Linked DNA regions of Mus musculus: region 2 is linked to region 1. The links are chromatin loops, found by intact Hi-C in ENCODE. Cell type or tissue: left cerebral cortex. All regions are shown on one strand. Links, peaks and the distances in the headings refer to the core of each region. The heading gives the core; the rest is flanking DNA.

Region 1 (5,383 bases), core at 108-5,107:
GTAACCTCAAAGGTGGCAGGCAGCTGCCTCGTCTCTAGGTTCTGAACAGTGGAGGCTACTCAGGGCTGGGCTGGGCTTTGGCGATGGCACCCCACCCCTCCTTAGCCCTGTTTTGACACTTTCCCTGTACAGTACACCTGCTATTTGGGTTGAGTGCTGATTTTTCTTTGGCTTTAGTACTTTCTTCCTGTAACCTGTTTATTGGTTGGAACTTCAAAGTCCATCTTGGTATGGGAAGACAGTTGGTATAGAGGAGACAGGGGAGGTCTTGTTAGCTAGGTGAATAAGACACAGTCAGCTTCATAAAGAGCAGACAGGAGTGTCCTGGGTAAAGAAGTGGCATGCCTGAAGAGAAGGCAGGAGACAATTCCAGTTCCTGTTTGAAGGGACTATGAAGGACCCGTGTCATGAGCATGGGAAACAGGGAAAAAAGGATGAGATGTTTTGGAAAGAAGGCTAGATTAAAATGCATTTTTAGACTATTTATTTTGTTTTATGTGCATGAGTATTTTGCCTGCATGTATGTTTGTGTATCATGCATGTGCCTTATGTCCAGGAAGGTTAGAAGAAAGTTGCATTCCTTGAGACTGGAGTTACAGATGATTGTGAGTTGTTGTGTGGATGCTGTCATCCAAACTCAGATCCACAGTAAGAGCCACAAGTGCTCTTAGTAGCTGAGCCATCTCTCTAGCAATGTGGGCCAGATTTGGTAAAACCTCTAGATTTGAAGCGTGGGGGTGTGGTGTGTGTGACAAGCTGCAGATTCCCAAAGAATAGCAATGACATTCTGACTGTCATGTGGAGGGTGGTGGGAGGACCGAGAGAGCCACACCTGGTGTGGACCAGGCCCGGGAAGGTGTTGATCATTTGTGTGAGCAGTGGAGAAAGAAAGGAAGGGAAGTCAAGACTGGGTGCAGAGTGAGAGCAGGAAGGAACGGAGGCTAATTCCTGAAGCGCCTTGCCATGCACAGCCTTTCTGAACCGTTCACCTAGCCACCTAAACACATGTGTTTAAAATGCCGGTGGCTCAAGGAACACTGAAGGACTTAACACCGCATTTGGGCTTATTGACATTCTAAGATCTCAGAGAGTATTGGATTTGCTGAGATGGGGTGAGTTACAGGAGAAAGGCGCTGGGACCTTGCTGGGCTGGGTTTTTATTAAAAAGCTCACTGTACCTCAGAGACACTTGTACATCCAGGCTTCCTCTGCTGTAGTCCCAACAGCCAGGTAGTGAAGCCACCCTTGACGCCCATCAACAGGTTCACGGAGACGGAAATGTACGGATACACAGTGGGATTAGGTTTAGTTGTAAAGAATGAAATTATGACATTTTCAGAAAAGTAGATGGAACTAGAGACCATTGTGTTAAGCAAAATTAGCCAGAGAAAGACAAGTACTATGTATTTTCACTTGATACAAACAAAATCTAGAGAAAAAAATTTGTGTGTATATATGGTGTGTGTGTGTATGACATGAAAGAAGAAATGAGACCATGAGAGAAGAGGATGGAAGGTGGGAAGATGACCATGGAATATAGTGTCACAGAATGGGGACCATGTGGGAAGGAAAGGGACCAGCGAATGGGGCTTTGTGCATGGGGGGGCAGTGTATGTGGGGCAGAGAAACAAGGAATGTGTATGAACACATCACAGTGTGATTCCTCTCTGTGTACTAACCAAAAAGTTAAAATAAAGAGGGCGGGTGCCTAGGAAACCCACATGTAGGCAGAAAAGTGTTTATTTCATCTGCAGTCTGCAGAGAGGTCTACACGGAGACACCAGCCACCATACAGATCTTGTTTAGAATCACGACAATGGGGCAAGAAATGTAGACAGAAAAGAGCAGGAGACAGACCCTGAGGGATGCCGGTTCCCAGAGCCTGGAGGGGTCCACCAGGGGCGGGCAGAAAGAGGGACAGGCACCATCTCCCAGTCTTCCTTTGCAGCCTTCTGTGGCCTCCTGTGCTTTTACAGGACAGCCTGGCCCCAATGCGCTTCTGGCTTCATCTCTCCTGGCTCCTTGCCTCTCCCTGTCCAGTGCCCCCTTACCCTCCCACCCCACTGCAGGTCTGTTTGTTTTTTTAATTGTCAGCCTGACTCACTGCTGTGTTGATTCAGGGCAAGAAGCACCAAGGATTGTTCCTTTTTTTGTTTCTTTCCTTTCCTTGGTTCTGACATAGTATCTAGCAAACAGCAGGCATACAGTAAGTTTGATTCAGGAATGGCTACACTCTTTAACTCGACTGTGACTCTGTAAAGTAGCCTTACCCCATCTTTACCTTTTTGGTTTTTTTAGAAACAAATCAAGGACAGGATCCTTGGAACAAGAAGGTGACTTTTCACTAGTACCCCAGAGCTCTTGACTCTAGCTGCATATGTATCAAAAGATGGCCTAGTCGGCCATCACTGGAAAGAGAGGCCCATTGGACAGGCAAACTTTATATGCCCCAGTACAGGGGAACGCCAGGGCCAAAAAATTGGGAATGGGTGGGTAGGGGAGTGGGGGTGGGGGAGGGTGTGGGGGACTTTTGGGATAGCATTGGAAATGTAATTGAGGAAAATACGTAATAAAAAAAAAAAAAAAAGAAAGGTGACTTTTCACAGGATCCAGCATAGTGAGTAGTGTTGGGTGGGTGAAGTGTTGGTGAGCCTTGTTTTAGGGTCGATGAATGGGTAGTTGCTGGGGAGCCAGAGGCTGTATAGTCCAGCAGGGGGCAGCAGAGGGCCATGCAAAGCAGGGACTTCCGGCCATTGCATGGGCTTCTCTAGATCTCAGCTGAACTTGGTGCTTACAAGAGTCAAGACAGAGTGTTGAGATCTGCTGATACAGCACTGAGTGCCAGTGTCTTCCTGTGGGTCCCTGGGAAAAAGAAAAATAAGGTGGGAAGACGGGTGGAGGTGGATGTGACAACGGGGCTGCCTCACACTTGGATGTAGTGACTACAAGTGGGATTTGGGGCCCTTTTTGCTTCAGCCAGGCAGGGAGCTAGGAAGGGTTAAAGTGCTGGTCCCAGGACATACATGGTTGGAAATAACTTTCTTTCGTTCTCTAAACTAGTTTTCCTTCTCTCTCTCTCTCTCTCTCTCTCTCTCTCTCTCTCTCTCTCTCTCTCTTTCAGCAGGTTTTAGTGTTTGTTTTATATGTCCAACCTGTCACAGGTGCTGCTGGGGAAGGGGATTTTGCAGCAGGTCATTGGGGGCCATCGAGGCCACAGCAGCAGTGACCAGAGTGCAAGGTCTTGCATGGAAACTGATTTTGGTTTCTCAATTCACACACTTTGCATAAATGTGAACCACAACATAAATCCACAAGCCACGTGCATGTACTTATGTGCACATATCATCCATGTAACATTCACTCATGTGCTCAAAGGCATACACCTGCTACCCACGACCTATCATGCATACATACTAACTCACAGTCTAACACACCAGGGGGTGGGGCTCTGCAGTGGGTTTTATGGATACATTCCAAGTTCCTCTTTCTCACCTCCATGTCCGTGTGCAGAGAGAGCAACAGTGTGATTTAAGTCTAGGATCAAACCAACTCTCAGCTAATGGTACCAACACAACCTCAGCCCCTCTACATCGCCTTGGTGGCTGCAGCTGTTCTAAGAGTGAATGAGGGAGGAAGTAGCTGTGGAAGCTGTCGGCTGCTGCTCTGTTACCCCCAAGAAAAGGCCAAGTCAGAAAACGCTGATGGAGATGTGCAGACAAGAGGCTTGCAGACAGAGCTGGCAGTGGTTTTCCACCACCCCAGTATTTGGAGCCTTGGGACAGCCTATGCCACCTCTCGACTTTAGGTTCTGATACCACATTGCCGTGTGTCTTTAATTCGTTCATATTGGGCTTTTCTGTTTCTTATATCCAGGATTCTCAGTGAGAAGCAGCTCCCGTCGGAGCTCTTGATGAAGGCCGGGAACAGGCCCAGCCTCTGCTTTCCCTCCTTTCCTTTTGGTCTCTTGATCCTTAGTGTGACCACAAGGCACTGTGTGCAGTTCATGGAACTTCATGTAGGAGAAGACAGTTGTGCTTAAACCAGGATGGATGGCAGCCTCTCTCTCTCTCTCTTCTAAAGAGAGTGACACAATTCAAACCCTGGGGAAGACTGGCTCTCTAAGTGGATCTTAATATTTTGTAGAGGCCGAGATGAGAGTCAGGCCAGTGCCTTTGGATTTGGAGGGCGGAAAATCTTTGCTGTCACCCTGCTCCTCCCTCCAATCTCTCTAGCCACTCTGAGGGTGAGCATTACTTACCCTGCTTGGAAGATGGATTATGAAGATGTCTCAGAGAGGATGCCTTCTGCTCAACACAGAGTGGAGCTCAGCCTCCCGTCTAGGGTTCTTTGGCTCAAAAGCTTGTGGGTGCCTCTCCAGGAGGGAACGGCCTTGATTGAACTCAGACTGTTCATGTGATCTGCTTTGGGTAGGCTCTTTGGAGGAGAAAAGGGTAATGAAGAACTAAGACCTCAAAAGTTCTTGTATCTGACTTTATCTGACTTTCACCAGAGTGGTGGAGGAAGCAGGGAAGAGGGCCTTATAGTAGGTTCTCATTGTGGTGAGTAGGACAGGCAAGGTGGACCTTAGAAAGCCAGTTCTGGGCTGGGGCTGGGGCTGGGGCTGGGGCTGGGGCTGGGGCTCGCCCGATAAAGTGCTCAAAACACGAGGACCTGAGGCTGATCCCCAGGACCATAGTTAAATACAAAAGAGCTGAATGTGGTAGTGCACTTGTGTAATCCAACTCTGGGGACACTGGGACAGGCCTAGGCCACCAGGCCAGCCCCAGGTCTCAGTGAAAGACCTATTCTTAAAAATCATGATGGAGGCTAGAGAAATGGCTCAGTGCCTCAGAGGATCTGGTTTGATTCCCAGCACCCATGCTACAGCTCTCAGCTACCTGGAACTTCAGCCCCAGGAGATTCAGCACCCCCCTCTTGCCATCTTAGGTACTGCAAACACCAGGTGTATTCATAGACATACAGGCAAAACACTCATACACATAAAATACAAATGAACAAACCTTAAAAACAAAAAACTGATGGTTCTGCCTACAAGATGACACCTGAGACTGTACTTTGACCTCCATATTCATGTGCACACACACGTACACTCACATGAATCCACACTTACATGAACACTTACCCACTCACATGAACACCCTCCTACATGAACGCACATACACAAGCACACACATACATGAACCTAACACAGGAACACATACATGAGCACACATATGAACACCCACCTACACGAACACACACCACATACATGAACACAACACAGGAACACCCACCCACACGAACACCCATCACATGAAAACACACACACACACACGCACACGCAAAAGAGAAGAGAAAAGACAACAGCTCCTTTGGGGTGTGG
Region 2 (5,383 bases), core at 230-5,229, 170 kb after region 1:
AGAATGGCCCCCATAGGCTCTTATATTTGAATGCTTAGTCATCAGGGAGTGGCACTATTTGAATGGATTAGAAGGATTAGGAAGTGTGGTCTTGTTAGAGAGAATGTGCCACTGGTTTGAAGTTTGAAGCTTTGAGGTTTCAAAAGCCCACTCCAGGCCCAGGGTTTCTCCTCAGCCTGTGGGTCAGGATGTAGCTACTTCCTCTGCATCATACACGCCCTCATGCTCCCTGCCATGACGATGATGGACTAAGCCTCTGACCCTGTAAGCCACCCCCTAGTTAAATCCTTTCTTTCATAAGAGCTGCCATGGTCATGGTGTCTCTTCACAGCAACAGAAAGTGACTAAGACATATGTTTAGGTAACACTATTTAATAAAATAGTGATCTTATTTTGTTTACCATCTGGGTTCTTCATTATGTTTATGCAAACATAAAAAGGAACTTGTTATGCTAAGCAGCGGCTGCCTAGACTGGTCATTAATTATTTTAATATAACTACCACGTTATATCACCTTGGTCTTGCAATCTCTCCTTTATTTCAGTCTTTGTGGTGCTCACTATAAAAAGGAATACAGGTCCCACTTTATAAAACTGTGCTTTATGGAGACTATTTTTTTTCTGACTGGGCTCAGGTTAGACAAAGATATGAACCTTTAAAACATGAAGCAGCTACATCTTTACCCCATAACTTTTTGGGAATGTAGTTGGCATATACTAAACTATATATGAGTAAGGTGTACAATTTGAGAAGTTTTCATATTACATTCATGTCTGTGGTGTCATGCTCTAAGACAGTGAACATAGCCAATACCCTAAAATGTTTCTTCTTACCCTTTGAAGGTTTGGAGGACTTGTGTTTGAGTCTGAGCCAAGGCTTAAACATGCTAGGCAAGTGTTTTACCGTTGAGTCAGCCACCTCTAGTTCCCATTCTAACACTGTAGTGTTTCCTACCTGACACCACCCGCTAAGCAACCACTGATCTGATTTTGCCACTAAAGATTCCTGGGGGCGGGGGCTATTCTAGAAAATTTTTTTGGAAGGTCTATCTTCTTTCAGCCTAAGTATTTCAGGCTCATCCACATTGTTAAGTGTGTCAATCATGTATTCTTTATTATTGCTGAGTAATATTCCATTGTGTGACTTTATTTCAGTTGTTTTCCATTCACCTGTTGATATGTTGTCATAGGGTTTCTACTGCTGTGAAGAGACACCATGATCAGAGAAACTCGTATAAAGGAAAACAATTCATTGGGGCTGACTTAGAATTCCGTGGTTTAGTCCATAATAGTCATGGTGGGAAGCATGGCAGCACACAGGCAGACATGCTGGAGAGGTAGCTGAGAGTTCTACATCTGGATCAGCAGGCAGCAGGAAGAGAGAGTGACACTGGGTCTGACCTACGCATCTGAAAACTCAAAGCCCACCCCTAGTGACATATTTTCTCCAACAAAGCCTTATCTATTGCAGCAAGGCCACACTTCCTAATAGTGCCATTCCCTGTGGGCCTATGGGGACCATTTTCATTCAAACCACCACATCAGGTATCTGATGTTGGTGTACTAGTCTTCATGTGGATCTATTCTAGAAGCAGGATGACTGGACTATGTGGTTGGAATGTTTGTGCTTAGGTTTTAAAGAAATGGCCACAATCTCGTTCCACAATGATTGTATCATTTTACATCCCCAACAGACAATCTGAACAGATTTGTTCAGCATCTTTGTCAATATTTAATACAGTTCTTTTCATTTTAGCCACTGTGGTATTGTATTGATAATTCACTTCCCTTCTAATTTGCATAATGGTCTCAGACATCATTTCATGTGCTTATTTGCTATCCATAAATCTAAAAGGCTAGTCTAGTCTTTGGCCATTTAAAAAAATTGTGGGTTTTTTTGTTGTTGTTGTTGTTTTTTTTTTTTTTGGGGGGGGGAGGGGTAAGAATTGTGTATTCTAATTAGAAGTCCTTTGTTAAATATATTTTGCTTTTCCAAAGCCTGTGACTTGCCTCTTCATTTTTTTGTCCTTTTTTACAAAAGTATTTAATTTTATTGATTTCTATGTATGTGACTATTTTGCCTACAGGTGTGTGTCAGCAGCCTTGAGCTACAAAAACCTCCAAAGCCAACAGGGGGGGGTGGAGCTCCGTCTCCAGGCAACGCGCGAGGGCGTGGCCTTACGTCACTGAGGTGCGACTGGTTTGCGGGCCGCGCCGCTGCCGCCTAGCGGGTTTAGCTAAGCAGCAGCCGAGGCGGTGTCCCTGGTGCGAGGAGAGCGATGCCTTGAACTGGGTGAGCCTTGCAGCGCCGCCCCTTCGCTGTGTCCCTTCCCAGCCACTCCACGGTCCTGGAGTAGGGAGTGGAGGCCCGGGCAGCACCAGGGTGTGAAACCGGGCTTCAGAGGAGCTAGGGCCCCTTGTCAGGGCCTCGGCTGCGGGCTTTGGGCACCGATTCCTGGGCGGGTGGAGACTCTGGGTCCGCCTTCTCGGTGGCGGTGGAGACTCTGGGTCCGCCTTCGCGGTGGTGCTGAGGAGAGCTTTCAGAGATCAGCTCGAGCGGTTTTGAATCTTGGCGCTGGCGCACTGAGCAGTTTAGCTGTTGGTTAGCAGAGCAGGTGCGCCAAGGAGGGGCTGAGGGGCGGGTGCTGGGGCCAGGGCGGCAGGGTGGCCACAGGGCAAGGCTTCTGAGGGAGAGCCTGGGCCCGTGGTGTCGGCCAGCCCTCCTACTAAACCCGCCCCGGCAGTGCACCCGGGCCCTTGCTTGTCAAGCTAATTGCTACCTTTTGAGGACCGACATTAAAAAAAAAGTTTCCTTGCTAATCATAATTGTAGGGTAAGTTGCCTTCTGTGTGCAGTTTCATTACAAAACTGTGGGGTTACTGTTGTTGCAATTTGTCTCCAGCCTACCTTCATATTCTTCATATTCCGACCCAGCCCCATTTCCTGATGCCCAGCATTTCTTGTCCTTCTTCTGGAGTACATGTAGCTCCAGTAACACTCCCAGTTGCTTTTAATCCGTGCTTCTCAAACTAAGACCATCTTTTCCACACCCCCTTACCGTGCTTGCTATAGAATGAAATTCACCCTTTAGACTTTTACTTGGGCTTGAACTGTCACCCGACCAATGGTCCTGATAGTTGTCCTTGAAAAGTAATGCCTTCTGAATTCAGAGCCCTCAGGACTTGCGTGGATTTTGTTTTACCCCTTTTGTGCTGGCTGGTTTCGGTTTCTGTCTTAACATGATTGTGTTTTTCAAGACTATGTTATCTTTGTCATTTGGCGTAAGGGAACCATATATATAAGGGACATATAGGATAGATATTCTCTGAATATATCTAAATTCTTTTAACTAGAGGAAGTTGATTTCTCTTTCTAAAAAGGTAGAGAAGGTGCAAAGAGAATATTTTTCTTTCTAAGTCAGAGTGTACTTACTACTTGGTGTGTGCTTTGTCAGGCTGTCTATAATACTTGCCAATTTTCCAAGAATCCATGAAAGGATGAATGGATAATCTATAAGGAAAATTAACAACTGGTGCTATTAGAACTCCAGCACTTACTCAGTACTCTGTTTGTTTATAGGTTTTCAGGTTTTATTTTATTTTATTGAGATTTCTTTAGTTTTATTTCTCCTCCTTAATACCTTTGACCCCAGAACAGGCATTCTAGATTCTATACCGACTCTGACCAGCCTAATCATTGGATATCTGTATAAACTTAGAGTTTGTATAAATAGTGAATAATAAGTTAAGTAGTGTCATTCGAGCCCCAATTGTAGAACTTAGTATGTATTACTAAGATGGAAGATGGTACAAAATTTAACAAATTTCAAAGGTGCCTTTGATACCGAAGTCATTGTTGACTAGTCATCTGATGTGACACCAGAAGTCAGCCTTAGGTCTGGATAGACTACACACCTAGTGGCCAGCAAGTCCCAGGGATCTTCCTGTCCCTGCACACACACACACCCGGCCTGGCACTAAGATCACAAGTGTGCCACTGCGCTGTCCTTTCACATGAGTTCAGGGGTAGAACTGAGGCCCGGGTGCTTCCTGGAGGTCCTTTCCCAGCTGAACTCTCCAGCCCTCACCCAGTTGTCTTGCACTTTGATGGGCTCAGTTTTCCTCTGTGTCATTTCTGAATGACTTATGTTTCACATTTTCAGGGAGTTCCTTGGGTGAGTATTATTAGTGATGCAGTTGTGTTTCTTATAAGGAATACTTGAACTTCAACAACTCATTTGTTAGAAAAAGAAGCAATTGACTGTGTGTGCCACCCACTGAAGAATGTGGCACATCCTTGGAATCCTTGATATCCCTGTGAGTTTCAGAATAACAGCTCTTTCTCAGAGACCCTCAGGCTGCTCTTGGGAAGCACATCTCTGTCTTAACTAGAAGAGGTCACAGCTCTTTGAGGAATCTTGACCACAGACTTGTATTTTACTGAAACTTATTGCCAGTGGTTTGCAGGTTTACATATTATATCTGTAAGCAATACTACTGTTCTGTGATAGATGTGTGTGTGTGTGTGTGTGTGTGTGTGTGTGTGTGTGTGCGCGCGCGCGCACGCATGTGTGTATGATAACTTCACAATTTTATCCATAAATATCATTTTAACTGCCATGTCATGTTAGTGTGAATGATTGAGCTAATAAAAGAATACTAGATGAATGATAAAAAAGTATTTCTATATTGACTAGAGAAATACTATATACTTATCTACTACCCAAGAGCACAGGTGTGTGTCCTGAAGACTCAAGGGGGAACTGAGTAAAGCGACTTCATTGAACGATACGTGCTGTTCATATATGGATGAACAACACTGAAAAGGCTGGTGACTGAAGAGCGGTTTCGGCAGATTGCTTTTGTGGATACTCATCTCAGTGGCTCCATAAGTAATCATATTTTTACACTAGTGATGAAATGGTTAATGTTGCTTAAATGCAGCATCTTCCCTCCTAGCCAGTGTGGACACCTTTGTTTCATGCCCTCAGGTAGGCGTGAGTCACTGAATCAGCTTTCTGGATATTAAGCGCAATTACAGGAAAACAATATACTGCCTCACACTATAAACCTTGCCATCAAGGTAGGGTACCAGGGACACAAGGCAACATTTTCTAATTTGAGAAACAACAGAGGCTTCTTTTCAGATGGGTTTTGATGAGTAGTGTAGGGTATTAAAATAAGATACTTGGGAATGAGAAGTCTTTTAAGGTACAAATACTTTTTGAAGCAGCAGCAGTCATGCAAAAGTACCTGCCTTTTACCAGAAAGGAAGACATCTTACAATCAGAGCTAGGTCTCAAAGCCAAGAGAAATCAGTACAAACTTCCCTGAGTAGCTTGCTTCTTGATACTTTCCCACACTTAAGAGCCCTACCTCCAACTC

Evidence for each region. Peaks named below come from ENCODE experiments on the same cell type or tissue, not always from the same donor. Only the 100,000 strongest peaks of a DNase experiment are listed, where the experiment ranks them.
Region 2: a loop joins it to region 1, with 2.7 times the contacts of the local background. A loop is called at or near these places in 1 of 42 quality-filtered maps.

What each region holds. Positions count from the first base shown.
Region 1 is chr7:111,012,468-111,017,850 of GRCm38, reverse strand. No RefSeq gene overlaps it. Among named protein-coding and RNA genes, the nearest start is that of Ctr9, 14 kb to the left of the region's middle. In left cerebral cortex, for the core only: a CTCF peak has its summit at 2,710 (motif pointing right); DNase peaks (open chromatin) are centred at 756 and 2,724.
Region 2 is chr7:110,841,248-110,846,630 of GRCm38, reverse strand. It overlaps Rnf141 (ring finger protein 141), which reads left to right and starts at 2,250. Exons shown (of 6, transcript NM_025999.3): 1 at 2,250-2,292. In left cerebral cortex, for the core only: a CTCF peak has its summit at 2,226; DNase peaks (open chromatin) are centred at 2,211 and 2,481; H3K4me3 peaks cover 1,387 bases; H3K27ac peaks cover 1,007 bases.